Regions from separate parts of the Homo sapiens genome. Here region 2 is linked to region 1. A link is a contact called in ENCODE Hi-C data. All regions are on one chromosome and are shown on one strand. The core of a region is the stretch at or near the end of the contact, and the rest is flanking DNA. Distances in the headings are between cores, read along the strand shown. Region 1 holds the start of CAMTA1-DT (CAMTA1 divergent transcript). Region 2 holds the start of TP73-AS3 (TP73 antisense RNA 3).

The links. A loop is a pair of places that touch in the nucleus more often than their neighbours do. Pooled maps may share reads with other maps.
Region 2: a loop to region 1 is called in a pooled map, with 13 times the contacts of the local background. The contact joins the promoter of TP73-AS3 here to the promoter of CAMTA1-DT in region 1. A Hi-C loop is called at or near these places in 2 of 37 single-sample maps with no recorded cell type and 3 of 50 pooled maps.

Annotation. Positions count from the first base shown.
Region 1 is chr1:6,782,787-6,786,747 of GRCh38, reverse strand. It overlaps CAMTA1-DT (CAMTA1 divergent transcript), which reads left to right and starts at 1,768. Exons shown (of 3, transcript NR_149049.1): 1 at 1,768-2,090; 2 at 2,525-2,599; 3 at 2,703-2,856. CAMTA1 (calmodulin binding transcription activator 1) reads right to left here and starts at 1,294. Exons shown (of 23, transcript NM_015215.4): 1 at 1,173-1,294. The coding sequence starts at 1,217. RefSeq lists silencers at 542-721, 732-1,001, 1,212-1,371, 1,712-2,121, 2,252-2,311 and 1 more and enhancers at 1,577-2,251, 2,252-2,928.
Region 2 is chr1:3,666,967-3,670,927 of GRCh38, reverse strand. It overlaps TP73-AS3 (TP73 antisense RNA 3), which reads left to right and starts at 1,983. Exons shown (of 3, transcript NR_187362.1): 1 at 1,983-2,303. All of the region lies in intron 1 of TP73 (tumor protein p73), which reads right to left.

The DNA.
Region 1 (3,961 bases), core at 519-3,018:
TAGACACACAAATGGCGAAAGGAGCACGGTGAACGTCCAGTTGTCTCCATAAGAAAAGGAGGGCAACTCAAAGGGTATTTAGGAAATGAGCTCGCCCTAACCCAGCAAAGTGTAAGAGTATGCATGATCTGGAAGAAGTGTCTGCTTTCCTATTTAGAAATGACTTCAGAGCTGCACAAGCCCCCACTATCCACTGGGTGAGGAAAGAAGAACATGGGCAGCCTGAGTCCCCTTGTCCTGGCAAAAAGGGTCAACGGAGAGTGTGCAGAGGCCCCAAAAGAATCCAAAGAAGATGAGCAGATCAGACGGACCCCTGTGCCAAGGAAGGATCGGGGTCACGGAAGGTAAAGGGCAAGGGAGTGTGGAGATCCTCACTTGCCATAGAAACGGAGACCCCACCCTCCTGGCTGTGAGGGTGCAAGGGCAAGAGTAGGATGTGAACGACTGCGAGGGGCGGGGATGCTGCGCAGGCCCCCTTCCCTTCCCGGGAAGCGAAGGGGGAGGGGTCACACGAGGCCCTTCGGCCGAGGGACGCTCGGCAGGACGGGGTCCCCCTGGCGGGGAGAAGCTCGGGGACCCCCCGCCCGCTCAGGGAGGTGTCCACGGGGCTGAAGAGGGTGCCGGAGAGAGTACATCTGGCCCTGCCCGCCGGAGAGCAGGGGGCCGGCGAGGGCTGAGCGCCGGCCGCTGCCGCCCGACGGGGACCGGCCCGGAGCAGTGGGGCGCGGGGCCAGGAGGACCCGAGGCGGATAAACTTTCCGCCCCGCGGCCCCCACCGTGGACCCAGCGCCGGGGGTGCGGGGGCCGCGCAGCGGGCTCGGGAGCGGCGGGGATGCCCGGTCCGGGTGGGGGAGGCGCCGGCCCTCCGCCGGCTCCTCCTCCTCGCTGGGCCCGGTCCCCGCCCCGCGAGCCCCCCGCCCCCTCCGGCCCCAGCCCGCCCCCGGGGGTGGGGTGTGGGGCGCCGCGCTCCGCCGGCCCCGCGAGTCACCTCAGGACTCGGCCGCGCTCCGCCCCCCCACCCCGCCGGCCCCCTCCCCGGCCGGGTCGCCCGCCCGCCCGCCCGCCGCGCCCCCGCGCTCCCGCCCGGCGCCGCCGATGCCCGGGATGTCCGGCGGGGCCGGGTCCCGCCGCCCGCCGCGCCGCCCCCCAGCCCCTCGCGCTCCGGCTCTTACCTTCCGGCTTGTTTTCGGCAGCCATTTCCCCTCCGCGCGCCACATCCTCCTCCTCCTCGCGACCGGGACCCCGAGCGCGCGCCTCGTACCGCCGCCGCCGCCGGCCCAGCCACCCCGCCGCCGCCGCGCACCCGCCCTGGCCCCGCCCCGCGGCCCACGCACAGCTCCCGTTGGGCCGTGCGGCTGCCACTCATCGCTCCCGCCGCCAATCGCCCCGCACCAGGGGTCTCACTACTCTCCGGGAGGAGCGTCCTATCCATCCGGCCCATTGGCTGGTCACCACCCAACGGACTGAAAGGATTGGTCAAGAATCAACGCCCCCTCCCCACCCACTCCCAGGAAAGCCCGCCTTCCGGACCTAAACAAAGCTTCCTAGTGGCCAGAACCCGAAAGAACTGTCCAATCAGGACGGGCCCGACACGGAATATTTCCTCGAGGCCGAGACGTGGCGTTTTGATTGGGCGTCACTACAGTGTTTCCCAGGCCGTCCAGACCAATCAAAGGGGGTTCCCGGAACTCGGGAGCGGCGAAGGGAAGCCCCGCCCCCGAGCGTGACCGTCATGAGGAAGGCGCTCCCTCATTGGCACGCTGGGGCTTTTCCCGCGTGCTCCCGGGGCTGAAGGACGTTCCCGGGGAAGCCGCTGCTGGCGCGTGGGGTCCCGGTGGCTGTGGGGGACGCGCCGGGATCTCCGGGATCCCGCAGCCCGCCGCCGCTGCCGGTGGGGAGCCGGACGCGGGGGGCCTCGGGGCTGAGGTCCGCAGGGGTGCCGCGCCCTGGAGTCCGACTGCCTAGGAGTCCGGGCGTCGCTGCCGGCCGTGGGGGAGGGGCGAGCCTCCCGCCAGGCCCCGCCCCCTCGGCGCCGCGTCCCCACGGCCCCGGCGCCGCCCGCCTGCGCCCGCCTCCTGTGCCCGCCCCCGGTGAGCTCCGTTGTCCCCTTTTCTGGCGGCTTAAAATACCGAAACTTTATTTTGGTCACGTTGCCCATGTGACCCGCGGAGCGGATGACTCATGGTTGCCTGTCCCAGGATGAGGCCGCCGGCCGAAAGCAGAGAAGCGCCAGCCCCGGCCGCCCGGGTGGAGCGCTGGGCAGCCGAGTTTCCCACCCTCCTCAATCCGGAGAGTCCGCGCGGGGCTTTTCCTAATAAATAGCCAGGCACCCGCTGCCCTCGCGCTGCGTACGGGAGCACGTGCCCCCCGGGAGGTGGGCGCCCGCCAGGTGCCCCGGGAACGAGCCTAGGAACCGGGTCCGCCGAGTGCGGCTCTCGGGGCGGCTAGGCGTGCGGGTGGCTGGGCAGCGCTCCCAGGGACCGGCCTCTCTCCGGAGAAAGTAAGGAATTCTGCTCCTGGGCAGGTAATACCGGAAACAAAAGGAGAGGCTGCAATCGCAAATTGTTTAAAAAGAAGAAAAAGGAAAGAAAAGTTGAATGTAAGAGCTCCAGCCCCTCAATGTGATCTTGTACGGTTTGCAGTAAGAACATTTCATTCTTCCGCATTTTATTTTTCCTTTTGCTACTGTTGGTGACAACTAGCAAAATAAGTGAAAAATCCTCGTTCAAGTGTTCTGGCATTAAGATTGACTGTCACACTGAATTCTGTGCCAATCCTAACAACATGTGTTCTTTTTCTGGTCTTCACAAGTAAGAATGTCTTAGGTTTTCCAGAAATAAAGATGTCCCAAAAGAATGTTTTGTGTTACACACTCATTCTTCAAGAAACTTTAATTTTATGAGCCTCAAAAATTGCAAAATTTTAACAACGGCGGGACAATATTTTATCGATTAGCATTCTTAATAGCACCTATGTTGACGATTTGTGTGGAGAAACGGATTCTTAAAAGAAGTGCTGGTGGCATTGTAAATTAGTATATTCCTTTCGAAAAGCAATTTTACAGTATGTATTAAAAGCCATAAAAATGTCTGCATCTTTTGACCCAGTGATCTTACTTCTGGGAATCTGTTCTAAGGAAATAACACTAAATGCCAGAAAAGCTGTATGTGTGAAGGTATTCTTCACAGGATCACTGTACTTAACTACAACAAAAAATTGGGAGCATCCTACATGTGCTAATATTGGGTATTTAGTAAATTGTGTTACATCTACACAGTGGAACATTATGGTAGTTGTAGACATCAGAAACAGAAAATCACCCATTGCTAGATAGAGGGGGCAATACCCAAAATTATGGTGTTCATTTATGAGGTGAGATGATAGGCTAAAAAAACTGCATTTTAAAAAAGACCGATACAGGCCGGGTGCAGTGGTTCACGCCTGTCAATCCTAGCACTTTGGGAGGCCAAGGTGGGCAGATCACTTGAAGCCAGGAGTTCGAGACCAGCCTGGCCAGCATGACAAAACCCCGTCTCCACTAAAAATATAAAAATTAGGTGGGCAAGGTGGCAGGCGCCTGAGGTCTCAGCTACTTGGAAGGCTGAGGCAAGAGAATTGCTTGAACCCAGCGGGCAGAGGTTGCAGTGAGCCAATATCGCACCACTGCACTCCAGCTTGGGTGACAAGAGCAAGACTCCACCTCAAAAAAAAAAAAAATAGACTGATAACATACACCAAATAAATGACGTATGGGGGATTATAAGTGAGTTTTTTTTAATTGCCTATTTTCTATAATATAGCTGTTTTTGTTGTTGTTTTTTGGTTTTTTTTTTGTTTTGTTTTTTTGAGATGGAGTTTCACTCTTGTTGTCCAGGCTGGAGTTCAATGGCGCAATCTCGGCTCACCGCAACCTCTGCCTCCCGGGTTCAAGCGATTCTCCTGCCTCAACCTCCAGAGTAGC
Region 2 (3,961 bases), core at 734-3,233, 3.1 Mb after region 1:
CGGGCCAGACCACCAAGCCCTGACTGCTCTCTGCGCTGCAGCCCCAGCACCCGCCTGGCACACAGTAGGTGCTCCGTGAAGAAGCGATGACAGAATCCATGATTTGGTTTGAGCGGGCGGGGCCCAGCAGGTCAGGTCAGGACAGGAACAGAGTGACTGCTGGAGAAGCACCATTTGGGGTTAAATTGCTCGACTTCCTCCTCATTTCTCCTCACTTTTTCTTTTTCTTTTCCTATCTTTTTTATTTTATTTTATTTTTTTTGAGATAGAGTCTCGCTCTGTCACCCAGGCTGGAGTGCAGTGGTACGATCTCAGCTCACTGCAACCTCCGCCTTCCAGGTTCAAATGATTCTTCTGACTCAGCCTCCCCAGTAGCTGGGATTACAGCTGTGTGCGCCACCACGCCCAGCTAATTTTTGTATTTTTAGTAGAGACAGGGTTCACCATGTTGGCCAGGTTGCTCTCGAACTCCTGACCTCTGTTGATCCACCCGCCTCAGCCTCCCAGAGTGCTGGGATTACAGATGTGAGCCACCACGCCTGGCCTTCTTCCCCACTTCTAAGGGGCTCCTGTACATCCCCACCTGGACATGGGGCTCTTGAGTCTTGAGTTCAGACTGCGGGACCCCAGGGAGACGACACCCACATTCCAGAAGCCTGTGCCCATGTGGTCCCCCGGCCCCATCATCATCCCTGCCTTACCTGTGCCCATGTGGTCCCCTGGCCCCATCATCATCCCTGCCTTAGGGATGAGCAGAGAGATCCTCAGAGTGGTGTAAAACGCACCCAGAGCGACACAGCAAGCCAGGAAGAGCCCATGGTCTCGCCCCCCGAGCCACATGCCCATCCAGGAGGCCAGGCTGGAGACTTTGCAAAGAGCCAAGGGAACAGGATCCAGAGGCCCTGGCCCCTCGGACATTCCCCCAAGGCTTCAGGGAGGAGCTGGTCACTCAGTTTCCCTACCCACCCTCTCACCTCTAGCAACACACTTGCACATACATGCACATGGACACACCTATTCACATATGCGCACACATGTGTCCGCAGGCACTGCCACGTACACACTCTGCCCTCCTCACAGCAAATCCCCACAAGCCCCTCCCCTGTCCCCCAGTTTGATGGGTCCCTGAGGATTCCCCAGCCTGGGAGTCCAGCCCTGGAAGCAGGACCCAGGCAGAAGGAACAGGACATGCCCAGCCCCTTCCTGCCGTCCACGTCATGGTCAGGCTTGGGAGTAGCTGCGTGAGTGCCGGGGAGGCCGGGGCATGGCTTGCTGTTGCCGGGAGAGGCTCCGGGGCCACAAAAGAGTGAGGGGGCTGGGGAGAACTGGGAGGTTCTGGATCAGCTGTGTGAGGCTGAGGATGGCGGCCCCCAGCCGGGAAGCCCCCGGACGTGCCAGGCTGGGGCAGTCACTCTGCGCCTCCTTGGCAGGAAGTGGAAAGAGCTCCTGGTGGGTCCAAGGGGTGGAGGTGGCGGTACCAGAGCCACTTCTGCCCCCGATCCTAGGGTCACACGAGGAGCCCTGATGTGCCACTTGGGGCAGATGGCTCCCCAGAGCTGTGGCTTGTCCCATCAGGAGAACTGTGGGCAAGGCCTCCCCACCCTGGCCTGAACAGTACTGCATTTCCAAGCCGCCTCCTGGGAGGCCGTAGAGGGGCTCTCTGCACCCCAGGGTGGGCCCCCGGAGCCACTGCACCCACGGTGGCAAGGAGACTCCCCCCGACTCAGGCCGAGAGGAGGGCGAGCCAAGCCCAAGCCTACCTTGGCTAAGCCTGGGCCCCGGAGGGTCGGTGGGGCCAGGTGGAAGTGGCCCTCGGCTGGCTCCTGGCTCCCGCAGGCGGGCGGTGGCAGCAGCGTCCCTGTCACCTAGGTGATGACATTGGAGTTGCGAAACTAGGCGGCAGCGTGGCCGGCCTGGAGCTGCAGGGCAGCTGGGGGCGGAGCATGGCCTGGAGCCCTGGGGCTGGAGACGGGCCTGGAGCCAGCACCTGCCGCCTGCCACCTGGCATGCACGCGCCACCCTGCATCCCTGCTCCCCCCAACCCTCCTCAAGGCGACTGACAGGGCCGAGCTCAGGGCAGCCAGGACAGGGCTGTCTCCACCCAGCTTTGTACTCGTTTCTACTCCTCATTGTGGACACTTCCAAGCACACTCAGCACTACAGGGAACGGCCCAGGAACCCATCCACCCGTCCCCAGCTCTCATCACTCTGACCTCTGGCTTTTTGTTTCCTGGGGCATTTCACAGCAAATTCCACCTATGAGACCGTCTCATCCGTAATACACCAGTACATGCTTCCAGCAGGTAAGAACCTCTCTTTTAAAATATTAGGTCAAACCATGAAATTGCTGATAATTAACCGTTTTGGTCCTACCAACAATACACACACACACACACACACACACACACACACGTGCAGCAAGTTCAGATAATTCAACATTATATGCAGCCATAATATCAAATTCTGAATCTTTAATGCTGGTCAGAGGATTTTGAGGAGCCCCGCCCCAATTTTGGAGAGGGAAGTGTGTGTCGCTGCCACTGTGCCACCTTCCTCCCCCACAATTGCAGCAGCACGGAGTGGACAGCACGGATGTGTGTCTAGGTGCTGCACGGATGTGTGTGACAGCTACTCATGGCTGTTGGCTCCAGGAGGGGAGATGGCCCCTCATCGCAGCCGGGTGACTCTTTGGAAAGTGTATCCATGGGTCATTCTCAAGCACACCAATTTGGGTTCCTTGGCTGCAGTGACCTCCTGGCAGGCACTCCTCCTCCCCCACCCCTAGTTCATAGGAAAGTGAGGGGAGAGGAAAGACCTGAACCCAGGGAGGCTGGTGCCTGGCTCCTCTCAACATCCTTGTTGGAGACAAAAGGTGGGTGGGTGACAGGAGGAGCAATAGCAGCTGGACCCTGGCCATAGCCATGGCCAAGTCTGTTCCCTGGTCTGAAGAGCAACTAGCACAGAGTGACAGTGGCCATGAGCCCTGGGGGGACACTGAAGGGGGAGTTCAAGGAGAATTTTTGCACACCTGTGCACCGTAACACAAGGGTTGCAAAGCTATTCCTGAACTCCCCTGCCCTATTTTAAGCTGGGTGGTCCAGATGTGAACTACAGGGCAAGCCCTTGTTTATTTCCTTTTTTTCTTTTTTACTTTTTTTCTTTCTTTTTTTTTTTTTTTGAGACAGAATCTCTCTCTGTCGCCCAGGCTGGAGTGCAGTGGCTCCATCTTGGCTCACTGCAACCTTTGCCTCCCAGGTTCAAGCGATTCTCATGCCTCAGCCTCCTGAATAGCTGGGACTACAGGCACGTGCCACCACGCCTGGCTAATTTTTTGTATTTTTAGTAGAAACGGGGTTTCACCATGTGGGCCAGGATAGTTTCAATCTTCTGACCTCATGATCCACCCGCCTCGGCCTCCCAAAGTGCTGGGATTGCAAGCGTGAGCCACCGCGCCCAGCTGCCCTCGTTTATGCCTATCAGGCAAGAGCTGGAGAGGGGACCATGCGGATGTGCGCACTGTCTGTTTTCTGTGGCTGCCGTAACCAATGACCACACAATGAGCAGCACAGAATGAGATAAATTTACTCTCTTACAGTTCTGTAGGTCAGAGTCCGAGATGGGTACCAGGGAGCTAAAGCCAAACTGCGGGCAGGGCTGGCTGCTTCTGGAGACCCCGGGAGAATACATTTCCCCCTCTTCCTGTCTTTGGGGGGCCCTGGGAGAATCCCTACTCCCCTGTCTTCTCTTGGTTCTGGAGGCCCTGGGACAATCCCTACCTCCCCGTCCTCTCCTGCTTCCGCAGGCATATTCCTTGGCATGTGACACTTTCCTCCATCTCTGAAATGCATCCCTCCAACCTCTGCCTCCATCATCAGCTCCCTCTCTCACCCCTCTTGTGGGGCCCCCTGATGACACTGGACCCACCTGGATCCTGCCAGATGGCCTCCCCATCTCAAAATAG